Linked DNA regions of Homo sapiens: region 1 is linked to region 2. Evidence: chromatin loops called from intact Hi-C (ENCODE). Cell type or tissue: HepG2. All regions are shown on one strand. Each heading gives the region's core, and the rest is flanking DNA. Links, peaks and the distances in the headings are about the cores only.

Region 1 (9,157 bases), core at 2,023-4,522, 82 kb before region 2:
ACCGCGAGGGCTCGGGGAACCCCCCCCACACCTGGCCCCGCCATGTAACTCCGAAGACTTAGGCCCTTGGACGCATCCGACTCACCCGCCCCTTGGTATCGGCCGCCCCAGGTCCGCACCCCTCTCCTGCGCACCCAAGTGGGAGGGAGGCACAGAGGCCTCGACGCGGTCCCTGTGCCGGAGAGCCAGCAGCGCGCCTGGTTTTAGCGACAAGCAGGCTCCCGTTTGAAAATGGGATGGCAGCATTTGCTTTCGTGTCTCCAGCGCCCTGTAGGACCTGGCCCCCATAGACACTGTGAGGGAATGAATGGCGTGAAAATAGTTGGCTTTCGAGTCCAACACAAAACTGGAATGTCAGTTTTGTTCCGTCGGAAGTTGGGTGACCTAGAACAAGTTACTTTTCTTCTCTGTGCCGTCGTTTATAAAAGGGGATCATTATTATCTACAACCTTACAGATTAATTGAAATCACAAAAGGCAAGATGTGTGAGCGAGTACTGGGCATGAAAATTATTACTCTAGTGAATGAGATAAAAGAGATGCATAAATAACTTACAGCAGAAAGAGTAGGAAATGGTCCTTGATAGTTGTTAGAGATTCTAAAGGCATTCAAAAGAAAAGGTGCTTTTGAGAAGCGGAGATGGGAGGAAAGTATTCTAGACCGCTGGGGCGGGGAGGGGGCTGAAAAACTCAGGTTATGAATCAGATTGAATGAGTAGTAAACATAATGAAATAACAATAAGCTTAGGTTGCAGCCTGACAATTTCTGGGCTTGCCTGTGACAAAGTTTTAGCCACTGAGTAGCAAAATGAGGAAAATGCACGTAAAACGAATGTGCTACGTTTCTTGAACTCGCTTTTTTATTCAACAATTATTTGCAAGCTGTGTGTGTCTCACACCAAAGGAGACTTAACATTTACGAAATGATGACACTTGCCATCTGTAGTAGCCAGTTCTTGCATGGCTTTTATAAAGAAAAACCTGAGGCTGGGTAATTTATAAAGAAAAGTGTTTAATTGGCTCACGGTTCTATGGGCTGTACAGGAAGCTTAGCGGCATCTGCTTCTGGGGAGGCCTCAGGGAGCTGTTACTCATGGTGGAAGGCAAAGCAGGAGCAGGCGTCTTACATGGCAGGAGCGGGACCAAGAGAGGGACGGGGAGAGTTGCTACACAGTTTTAAACAACCGCATCTGTTGAGAAATCATCTCTATGCAGTGCTGGGGAGAGGAGGATGCTAAGCCATTCATGAGAACTCCGCCCCCATGATCCAGTCACCTCCCACCAGGCCCCACCTCCAACATTGGGGATTACAATTCGACATGAGATTTGGGCGGGGACACAGATCCAAACCATTTCACCATCTTAAAAACTTTGTAGTTCTGTATAGTCTTTATAATGGAAAATGTCTAGGAACCACTGTGGTAGTGAATCTTGATTACAAGATAGCGGGTTGTTCTTTCTCCTGGCTGTAGGTGAGACTTTGTTGTGCTATCTTGATTGTCATGGCGTTGAAATTATGTAGCATAACACCATTTCAGCATAGGAGCATCCTTAGGTGTTTGAGTATTTTGGGCTCTTCTAATACCCTTGGGCCTTGAATGTTTAGAGATCACCTGACCTTGGATGCAGTTTCATATACAGACCTAAAATGTTTCATATTACTGAAAAAACGTTTTGGTTGAAACATTCCTCTAAAACATTTGAAAAACTTACCAAATTAGCTTCATTTACTAGAACATTTTGATAGCTCTGGGCTCTACTTACTACTTTTGGTATGCAGCTATGGCACAGAGTATTCTGGTAACATTTTGTGTGCACTTCAAAGATTGGGATTAAGAACAAGAAATTAAGAGGTAGAAGACACGGATTGTCTAATTCAGTCTCCTCATTGCATAGAGGAGGGGTAAGACTTTAAACTGGGACCAAAACTTCAGTCATCTGACACTCAATTCTGTACATCTTAACTCTTGATTTTCTTTTTAAGACTTTTTTTTTTAAGCATTTTTAGTTTTACAGCAAAATTGAGAGGAAGGTACAAAGATATCCCGTTTACCTCCTGACCCCACTCGTGCATAGCCTCCCCATTATGAACATCCTTCACCAGAGTGGTACATTTGTTAAAATTGATGAACCTACATTGACATGTTACTATCATCCAGTCAGTAGTTTACATTAGTGCTCACTCTTAGTGTTCATTCTCTATGGGCTTGGACAAATAAATTTATTTATTTATTTATTTAGACACAGTATCTCACTCTTGCCCAAGCTGGAGTGCAGTGTCGCCATCATGGCTCACTGCAGCTTCAACTTCCCAGGCTCAAGGGATGCTCTCACGTCAGCCTCCCAAGTAGCTGGGACCACAGGTGTGTGGAACCACACCTGGCTAATTTTTTGTTGTTTTTTTGTAGAGATGGGGTTTCACCATGCTGCCCAGGCTGGTCTCAAATTCCTGGCCTCAAGCAATCCTCCCGTCTCGGCCTCCAAAAGTGTTCGGATTACAGGAGTGCCACCACATGCGTTCACCAATATAGTATCATAAAGAGTAAAAATCCTCTCTTCGGCCTAGCCATTCCTCTACCACCCCTGTCCCCAAGTGTGGCAACCACTGATCTTTTTACTGACTCCATAGTTTTGCCATAACACTTGATTTGGAGCAACAAAATGAATATTTGCTTGTGAAAATATTGGCATTTTTTGAGATTGTCTCAAAAACAGTTCCTGTTCTTTCTTACATTGATGAAACAATCATAGTTTTAAAGATGATAGGATTGCTTTCCAAAAAAAGCCCCAGTGAATTTCAGGTTGAACAGTTTTTTTAATTTTTATTTTTAGAGCAGTTTTAGGTTCACAGCCAAATTGAACAGAAAGTACAGAGGGTTCCCATATACCTCCACACTTGTGCAGCTCTACCATTATCAACATTCGCCAGCACCAGCAGGGTGGTACATTTGTTACATTTCATGAACCTACATCGACACATTATCATCACCCAGAGTCAGTAGTTTGCATTAGGGGTCACTCTTGGTATGCATTCTTGTACAGTTTTTATAACTGAACGTTTTAATTCAGGACTTGTAAAGGGCTCTTAAGTTCATGATGGCCACCTTTTGTGCTTGTTATTTTCCGAAGTGTTCTTCATGTTCTTTTCTGCTACTTTGGGACCTCTAAAATAGATGTATCCTCTAGATAAAAATAGGTAATCAAATTGACAAATGAAATTCTGCACATTGTGTCTTTAGCCAGTTTTACTGCATTGCTCTTTTTGTACCTGCCCCCATACATATCCCCTTGAGACCAATTTGCCATCCTGAGTTTCAGAAACAAATCATTTTCTGTTATCTGAACTCATGCAGCAGTTTGAAGCCACAGAGAATTCTAGTTACATATGGATGTGAATGTTTGATTTACAAGGTCACAGTGTTTATAATGATTAAGTCATAGTGAAATGTTTCAAGAAATTGCACAATCTCTATATTTTAGTGAATGCTTAACCATGCCACCCACTTAATGTTAGAAGCATTATTTTTCACACTGATACAAAAATGAAAACTCCTGTACCTTTGTGAAAATAGTTGCTTGTTTTAAAAGCTTTCTGTTGTGCATAGTTTTAAAGAAAAGTATTGTTGCTTAATGAATAAGAGCAGACTATCAAGTGTTTTGCATGGAGCCTAGAACATAAGATGCACTTTAAAAAATATTGCTATTATAATTGAAATAAACAATGGAGATATTTGGAGTGTACTTAAGCAGACTGAGATAGTGTTTGTGGTCAAAAGCTTAAAAGTAAGCCTTATTCAGCAGTAGTTCATGTAATTGTACCCGTAGTCCTAGCATGTGAATATACTACTTTACTAGCATTTTCCTCTGAAAAGTAGGAATAGGTTGGTATGTACTTTATGAAAGCAGTTTGATAGTACACAGTAAGATGTAAAAATATTAATGTACTTTAAAGATACATGCTAGATAACTTGAAGACTGTAAAACATGGTAAATGTTATAATTTTTTTCATTAGAATGAAAAATTGCCACTGCATTATCTGTGAATTTTTACATAAGGACAGTTCAGCTCTCTGAGTTGGAGTGGCAGTATTGTGGTTGGATTTTTGTCATTTTCTTTACCTTTATTACTATAATAATGTTTACGCAGTTACATTTTTTGTTTTATAAAGGTAATCATTATTTAAAATTTTTTTCTCCAGTGTGTGAATGAATATGGATGTTTTCCTTTATATTTTGGTGCACATGCAGTCTAATTTTTCTGATTTTTAAATTTTTAGTTATTTATTAAAATAATTCTTTCATTTTGGCAACTTGCCTTTGCTTTTCACTTGAGAAATCTTAAACATTTTCTTATCAGGAACTATGGATCTACTTCATTCATTTTAGTAGCTACGTAATATTTAACAGGGTGTGTACTTTAATATATTTAGCGAATCCCAGTTTGATAGCTATTTGGGTGTTTTCAGTGTTTGCTGTTTTAGTAATTTAGACCTGAATATCCTTGATATGTGTATATTTGCACTCTTTGGAAATAAACAGTTTTTACAATTCTAACCTGAAATATTTTGCCATTAGGTACTGCCAAAATTATGACATGATACCAAGGAAATTAGAATGTGATCAATATTGTTGAAAACAAAAACAAAAACCTGAGACCAGTTAAATTTAACAAAGGTAATTTGAGCAAGAAAAAGATTCTAGAACTTGAGGAAGATGTTCTACATCCTGGTGACCTATATTTGCAATAGGAAATGACATACAGAGATTACCTGATTGGTGCAGTTCTGAGTTTGCCTTATTTGGGCATAATTTGGCAGCCTTCTGTTTGGGATTGGTTGAGGGTTGGGCTCCTGTGATTGGCTGAGACTCAGTTGATTGGTTAAGAGGATATACTCTTTGATTAGGTTAGAACTTGTTTGCACATCAAGCCAGGTTGCAGTTCACCATATACAGAGGGTTTTTGTTTTGTTTTGTTTTGTTTTGTTTTGTTTAGTAGAGACAAGATTGGTCTCTCCTGAGCTCAAGCTCCTCCCACCTCACCCTCCCAAAGTGCTAGATTACAGGTGTGAGCCAGTGCACCTGGCTTTTTGGGCCAAATTTTATTACCCAAGTAGGAGGACGCTTTGAGCCCAACTTAACTGTGTTGAACAGTACAAATAATACTCCTGTTTTACAAACGGTGAACTAAGCTGCACATGGTACTTGCCTTCATTGTCTTCATTTCTGCCTTCATTGTTTGTCATACTTCCACACCAACTAATCGAAATGCTTAGCAAAAGCAGTTGAATGAAATATTTGAGGGTATAACAGTTTATACAAAAAATATAACAATATGCCTCTGTCTTTAACATTGCATATGATGTCCACATCTTGCCCTGATTCTGTAAACATTCCTTACATGAGGGGCTCTAGCATTTGTTCCTGCTTGTAGAGAAGTATGTCAAAGATTTATCTTTTTCATTCCAAGTAATTAGGTTTTGTCAGTTGAATGGTAATAGTTCTCAGTATGTGTTGTTTATGCTGGTTTTATATTGTTTACTCTGACAGAGAAATCTGGAAGTATATAACTTTTATCTGTTATAAAGGTGGGAAATGATGGTCATTTTCATAGATTTTGTTAAAATGCAACAAATATATTTTTTCCTTTCACTTATTTTGGATTATTACAAGGTATAACACCTTAAACCAACCTTGAGGGTAGTCATTTTCAATCAAAATTCTTTTTATTTAAAAAGTAGAAGAGTTTCATAAATGTCTATTGACTGGGCACGGTGGCTCACACCTGTTGTCCTAGCTACTCAGGAGGCTGAGGTAGGGGGATTTTTCAAAGTTGCAGTGAGATATGATCACACCACTGACCACTGTACTCCAGCCTGGGCAAAAGAGCAAGACCCTTTCTTTTTTTTTTTTTTTTTTTTTTTTTTGAGACAGTCTTGCTCTTTCGCCCAGGCTGGAGTGAAGTGGCACAATCTCAGCTCACTGCAACCTCTGCCTCCTGGGTTCAAGAGATTTTCCTGCCTCAGCCTCCTGAGTAGGCTGAGATTATAGGCACCCGCCACCACACTCAGCTAATTTTTGTGTTTTTAGTAGAGACAGGGTTTCACCATGTTGGCCAGGCTGATCTCGAACTCCTGACTTCAGGTGATCCACCCGCCCCAGCCTCCCAAAGTGCTAGGATTACAGGCGTGAGCCACCGCGCCTGGCTGACCCTGTCTTTTAAAAAATAATAATAGTAATAAATAAAATTTTTATTGACTTAAATTTGGAAAAACTAAATAGAAGAGGTAGAGACTGAATTAAAGACCAGACTTTATATCAGTAGCAATGCGAATTTTAATAAAACAACATCGCTTTGCTAAACACTGTCATTAACAAAGAAACCTTTTGCTTTGTTTTGCCTCAATATGTTTTTGAAAAAAATCTCTAAAATATTTTTCTGCTGTAGTAAGTGTAGTAGACAGCATGATTTAAATTTTTGCAGATGTTTTAATTGAGCTAAAATATGTATAACAAAATTTACCATTTTAACTGTTTCTAACTATATAGTTTAGTGACATTAAGTACATTCATAGTGTTGTGCAACCATCATCACTATCCATTTTCATCATCCCAAACAAGAACCTCTGTATCAATAAACAGTAAACTCCCAAATTCCTCTTCTCCCCAGACCCTGGTTAACCTCCATTCTACTTTCTTTTCTAGGTATCTCATATAAATGGAATCATATATTTGTTCTTTTGTGTTTTTCTTGTTTTATTTCATTTAGCATATTTTCAAGGCTCATCCAGGTTGCATATAGTATGTATCAGAATTGCATTCTTTTTTAAGGCTGAATAATATTCCATTGTATGTATATACCACAGTTTTGTTTATCCATTTATCCATAGATGGACATTTGCGTTGTTTCCACATTTCAGCTTTTGTGAATTCTGCAGTTGTGAACATTTGTGTACAAGTATCTGTTTAGTCCCTTCTTTGAATTCTTTTGGGTGTATACCTAGATATAGGATCATGTGGTAGTTCTATGTTTAACTTTTTGAGGGACCACTAAACTGTTTTCCACAGTGGCCACACCGTTTTACATTCCCACCAACAATGTGAAAGGGTTCCAGTTTCTCTGCATCCTTGCTAACCCTTGCAATTTTCTGTTTAATAATAGCCATCCTAATGGGTATAGAATGGCATCTCTTTGTTGTTTCAATTTACATTTCCCTAATGACTAGTGATATTGAACATTTTTTTATGTGTTTATTGGCCATTTACTATATACCTTCTTTAGAGAAATACCTATTCTTCTGCCCATTTTTTAATTACTTGGAGTTTTTTTGTTGTTGTTAAGTTGTAGGAGCTCATTTTACATTCTGGATATTAATCTCTTACTAGATTTATGATTTACAAATATTTTCTCTCATTCTGTGAATTGTCTTTTCACTCTTAACAGTGTCCTTTGATGCACAAACATTTTACATTTTGATGTTCTGTTTATTTTTTTCTTGCCTGCCTACAATTTTTGATGTTAACTATTTATGAATAAAATTGTCATCACTATGACATAGTATTTCGTGGGAGACAAGATGTAGTTGAATAAACAATGAATTTAGAGTTAGATCTTATTTAACTTCTTTGGAAATGAATTTATTTTATTTTATGTTATGTTATTTTATGTTATTTATGTTATGTTATGTTATGTTATGTTATGTTATGTTATGTTATTTATTTTATTTTGAGAGGGAGTCGCTCTGTCGCCCAGGCTGGAGTGCAGTGGCACGATCTCAGCTCACTGCAACCTCTACCTCCCGGGTTCAAGTGATTCTCCTGTCTCAACCTCCCGAGTAGCTAGGATTACAGGCGTGTGCCACCATACCTGACTAATTTTTGTATTTTTAGTAGAGGCAGGGTTTCACCACGTCGGCCAGGCTGGTCTTGAATTCCTGACTTCAGGTGTTCCACCTGCCTCAACCTCCCAAAGTGCTGGGGTTACAGGCGTGAGCCACTGCACCAAGCCTGGAATTGAGTTTCTTAATTTTCTAGTGAACATACTGTTATCACCCTCACAGGGTTACTGGGCTTTAGGAGAAAGAGCTGTAAAGCCATCAGTAGGTCAGAGGTATCTATTATTTCATCAAATCTCTTGTAAAACACACACACACACACACACACACACACACACACACACAATTTTCTCCCAAACTTTTAAGACTTAAAAGAGGATTAAATTAATTTTTTTAGAATAAAGAGTTGGTTAGTCAGATTGCATATACTTAGCTGGATATATTATGCATTTATAGTAAAGATTACTTGATGAGTAAGTGAGGTTTTGCATGTTTAATGATTGCTTTAATGGATTAATTGTTGTTCTTTCCCCAAGGCCTATATGAACCCAATAGCAATGGCGAGATCAAGGGGTCCAATCCAGTCTTCAGGGCCAACAATACAGGATTATCTGAATCGACCAAGGCCTACCTGGTATTTGTGAAACACTTTACCTATTTATAAGCTTTTATCAACTTTTTAAAGTTTATTCTTAAGACTTTAATTGATTTTATTGATTACCAAGCAATTGCCAGATAAGTAATTTTTTTAAGTAACATTTGATATGTGCTTTCTTTTGAATGTGTGAAACACGTGTACAATTATAAAGCAAACATTTAAGAACCCACTACCCAGTATAGCCAAAGCACTGCCAGGTAACTTTTTCATACCAGTCTCTTCTCTATTCCATAAAAGACCCTAACCTTGCAGTGGTCAAAGCTATTTAGTGAGTTTAAGTAGTCTTGTCCTTTACTGATGTGTAACCAGATAGCAGGAAGAATAATATTCAGCTTTGTTTCTAGTTTTATCTGCCAGCTTTTCAATGAATTAGAAAAACTGACTGATTTTTGTAAATAAAGCATCAGAGTATGGGCCATGTTATTCTTTAGTATGTCTTCCTCGTTATTAATACCTTACTCCTGAGACAACATACAACAGGCTTCAGAGCTGTTAACTTCAGAATCCCAAGTGCCCCTGAAAACTAGGCAACTGGTTGAAAAGTATGCTTATGTATAATAGGGAATCCTTCCTTTGAGTTAAATAAGAAGTAAGGATTGTTTACCAGTGTGTGTGAATGCCATTGTTAACCATTGCAGCATACCAGAAAATGCATTATCCCAAAACAA
Region 2 (3,272 bases), core at 750-3,249:
ACCTGTGATAAATACCACGTAGTTGTGGTGTATCATTCTTTCTACATTGCTGAGTTTTATCTGCTAATGTTCTGTTGAGCTTTTGTCCATTTAAGTTTGAAAGTGATTAGTTTGCAGTTTTCTGTTTTTGTGTTGTCTTTGTCTGGTTTTGCTATCCGTGTAAATCTGGCCTCATAAAATGAGATGGGAAGTATTCTCTCCTCTTCTTTTGTTTTTTTGGAAGAGGTTGTATAAAATTGAGGCTGAATCTTGGTGGTTGCCACAATGACAGGAACTATTTCTGTGACTGAATATATTGGGAATTCCTATAAAGCAATTATTTTCTAGGGAAGTGGAAAATCAACTTTAGCCAAAGCAATCTGTAAAGAAGCATTTGACAAACTGGATGCCCATGTGGAGAGAGTTGACTGTAAAGCTTTACGAGGTATGAGTATGGTAACACTCTATATAAATCCCTTTTTCATTAGAAAGACAGGAATGTTATACATAATGCTGTCAATCTAATAAATACACATATCATCTAGTCTTTAACTTTTCTGTTTATCATTTAGTCATTAAAATTTCTTTGGCTTTCTAATGTTTTTGATAAAATTTCTAAAACTCTCCATATTTAATGGAGGCCTATTTTTTTTTCTAGCCAGAACTTTTTGTAGACTACATTTCTGGAAGTGCTCACTGACACCACTCTGAAAAATTAGTACTTAGAATATACTCTAATTGGTATAAATGATCTCTGAATTGCTATGGAAAACTGGGAGAATGGTTGCTTCAGGGGAGAGAAAGTAGGAGGCTGTGGACAGCAATGAGGAGAATTACAGTTCACCATATAACACTTTTGTACTTTTAAAGTCCTTAACATTTACATTATTATCTATTCAATTAAAAAATATTGGGAAGATTTTACTTTGAACAGTTAATTTTTCCCCCATGGGTACCGCTGTCATATAGTTCCAACTAATCATGAACTTGTGTATTTCCTGTTCTTTGTAAATTTAAACTTTGTAACTCACCAGGAAGTTTGAAGCCAAATTTGTGTTTCAAATATAGCAACTCCAGGATCTCTAGGCAGATGCATTTGCATTTGATTTTAAATGAATCTTGATCCCTTACTCTCACTTATGTTTTCCCACATCCTACTTTTTTTATTTTGTTGTAAGCCATCTAAAATTCTCAATGGGATGAAACTGGGTATAAATGAATACATGCATACAGGAATTATAGTAGCATATTCCTTTTCTTTTTTCTTTTTTTTTTTTTTTGAGACAGAGTCTTGCTCTGTAGCCCAGGCTGGAGTGCAGTGGTGCGATCTCGGCTCACTATAGCCTCCACCTCCCAGGTTCAAGCAATTCTCGTGCCTCAACCTCCCGAGTAATTGGGACTACAGGTGCATGCCACCACACCTGGCTAATTTTTGTATTTTTTAGTAGAGATGGGGTTTCACCATGTTGGCCAGGCTGATCTCAAACTCCTGACCTCAAAGTGATCTGCCTGCCTTGGTTTCCCAAAGTGCTGGGATTACTAGCATAAGCCACTGCACCTGGCCTCCTTTTCTGAGTTTTATAAAATTTGATACTTTACTGCACGCTTTGAGACTGTATTAATTGAACCATGTTGATGAACAAGTTTTTGTGATGGGTATATTAATAAAATATAGATCAAATTTTTATAGTTAAATCAATATCGAGCTTTTCTAGTGCTTTCAAAAGGACAACCTGAATTTTCCCAGCACTGAAATGATACTGAAACCATTTCATATCTTCTGTATTAAGGAAAAAGGCTTGAAAACATACAAAAAACCCTAGAGGTGGCTTTCTCAGAGGCAGTGTGGATGCAGCCATCTGTTGTCCTGCTGGATGACCTTGACCTCATTGCTGGACTGCCTGCTGTCCCGGAACATGAGCACAGTCCTGATGCGGTGCAGAGCCAGCGGCTTGCTCATGGTAAATGCATCCACCACTGGCTTAAGGTCTTGTTCTTTTGTCAGTCAGCATTTTTAGTCTTAACAATAAATCTACTCTCTTCAGAGAATAATATATGTGTTATGTTAAGTGTTGTGTTTGAGGCCCCTGATGGCATTCTACAGTTGTCCTATAGACTGTAATAGCAAAATTGGTAGAGTAAAAACAGTGTGAAAATTCTGCAACTTCATGGTTAGTCCTTTAGGGTTTTTCATTCTCCCTTACTTATTGTTTAATTTACAGATTTACTCTTTTGTTCATTTGACAAATATTTGTCAAATGCTTGTGCACAGTCTGTATTCTCAAATTCTAGGAGAAAAAGAAGGGTGAACAGTATTAGCGCAGAACGATACTAATAATGATGGCTACTGTGTATGAGTAGCCAGCCCTTTCTTGGCTTTCTTGGATTGCTTTGTATTCTACATGAAGATATTCCCTGGGCTTTACAGGTCAATAAATGGAAATTCAGAGAGATTAATTTGACCAGGGTGACCAACAAGGAGATGACAGCATACACTATGCGAGAAGTATACACAGAGTAGTGTAGGAGCATATAACCTAAACTGGGGGTGAGGTGGGATAAGGAGTTATCAGGGAAGGCTTTTTGGAGGAGTTGACAACTGAGCCGAGTTTTGATGGAAGAGTAGAAATTAGCATGAACCAATTTCATGCTAATAAAGAAGCAAAGGAAGCGTGGTCTACAGGCAAAAGCACAGAGGTACAGGAAGTAATGATATGTTGGGGAATACCCTGTTGACTGGAGCTTAGAGTGCAAGGAGAGGAGTGCTAGGGAGGTGAGGTTGGAGGGTTTGGCAGCATTGACTTGCTTCAAGGTTCTTAAGAGCTGAAATAGATATAAAATGCAACTAAGAGTGGCTTGGATTATTATTACCTAGTGTGTTAATCTCAAATTTTGAAATCTATAGCATCTATAGGACTGGTGTTACTAATCTTACACTCGATCTGTTACTGTTCTTATACTAGATCTATTAGTCCAGTGTTTAAGGGAGTGGTGCAGATTTCTAGGTCAGGACAGGACTCAGATGTACATTATTAATGCCTATTTCAGTTCTGACCTTCTCATATGAAACCTTATAAGACCTGGGGTAGGAAGAGATTGTTCTGGAAGTCATAGGAATATGAACTGTATTTTGTTTAACAAACAATACAGTATGGAAATTTATCACCCTTCCAGAATATTTATTTCAGAGACAAATTTTTATCATTCGTTCATTTATTTCATAAGATCCACGAGTAGGGAACCTCACTAGACATTGCTCTGAGTATATGGTCTGAGTTTGCAGTACCTCTTGT

What was found. A loop is a pair of places that touch in the nucleus more often than their neighbours do. Peaks named below come from ENCODE experiments on the same cell type or tissue, not always from the same donor. Only the 100,000 strongest peaks of a DNase experiment are listed, where the experiment ranks them.
Region 1: it touches region 2 in a loop (20-fold over the local background); 2 of 110 quality-filtered maps call a loop at or near these places.

Annotation. Positions count from the first base shown.
Region 1 is chr7:92,580,814-92,589,970 of GRCh38, reverse strand. It overlaps FAM133B (family with sequence similarity 133 member B), which reads left to right. Exons shown (of 11, transcript NM_152789.4): 2 at 8,368-8,465. Among named protein-coding and RNA genes, the nearest start is that of FAM133B, 5.0 kb to the left of the region's middle. In HepG2, for the core only: no CTCF peak of the experiment used is centred there; a DNase peak (open chromatin) is centred at 3,390; H3K4me3 peaks cover 1,166 bases.
Region 2 is chr7:92,503,400-92,506,671 of GRCh38, reverse strand. It overlaps PEX1 (peroxisomal biogenesis factor 1), which reads left to right. Exons shown (of 24, transcript NM_000466.3): 11 at 328-424; 12 at 1,770-1,940. Among named protein-coding and RNA genes, the nearest start is that of PEX1, 23 kb to the left of the region's middle. In HepG2, for the core only: no CTCF peak of the experiment used is centred there; a DNase peak (open chromatin) is centred at 1,881.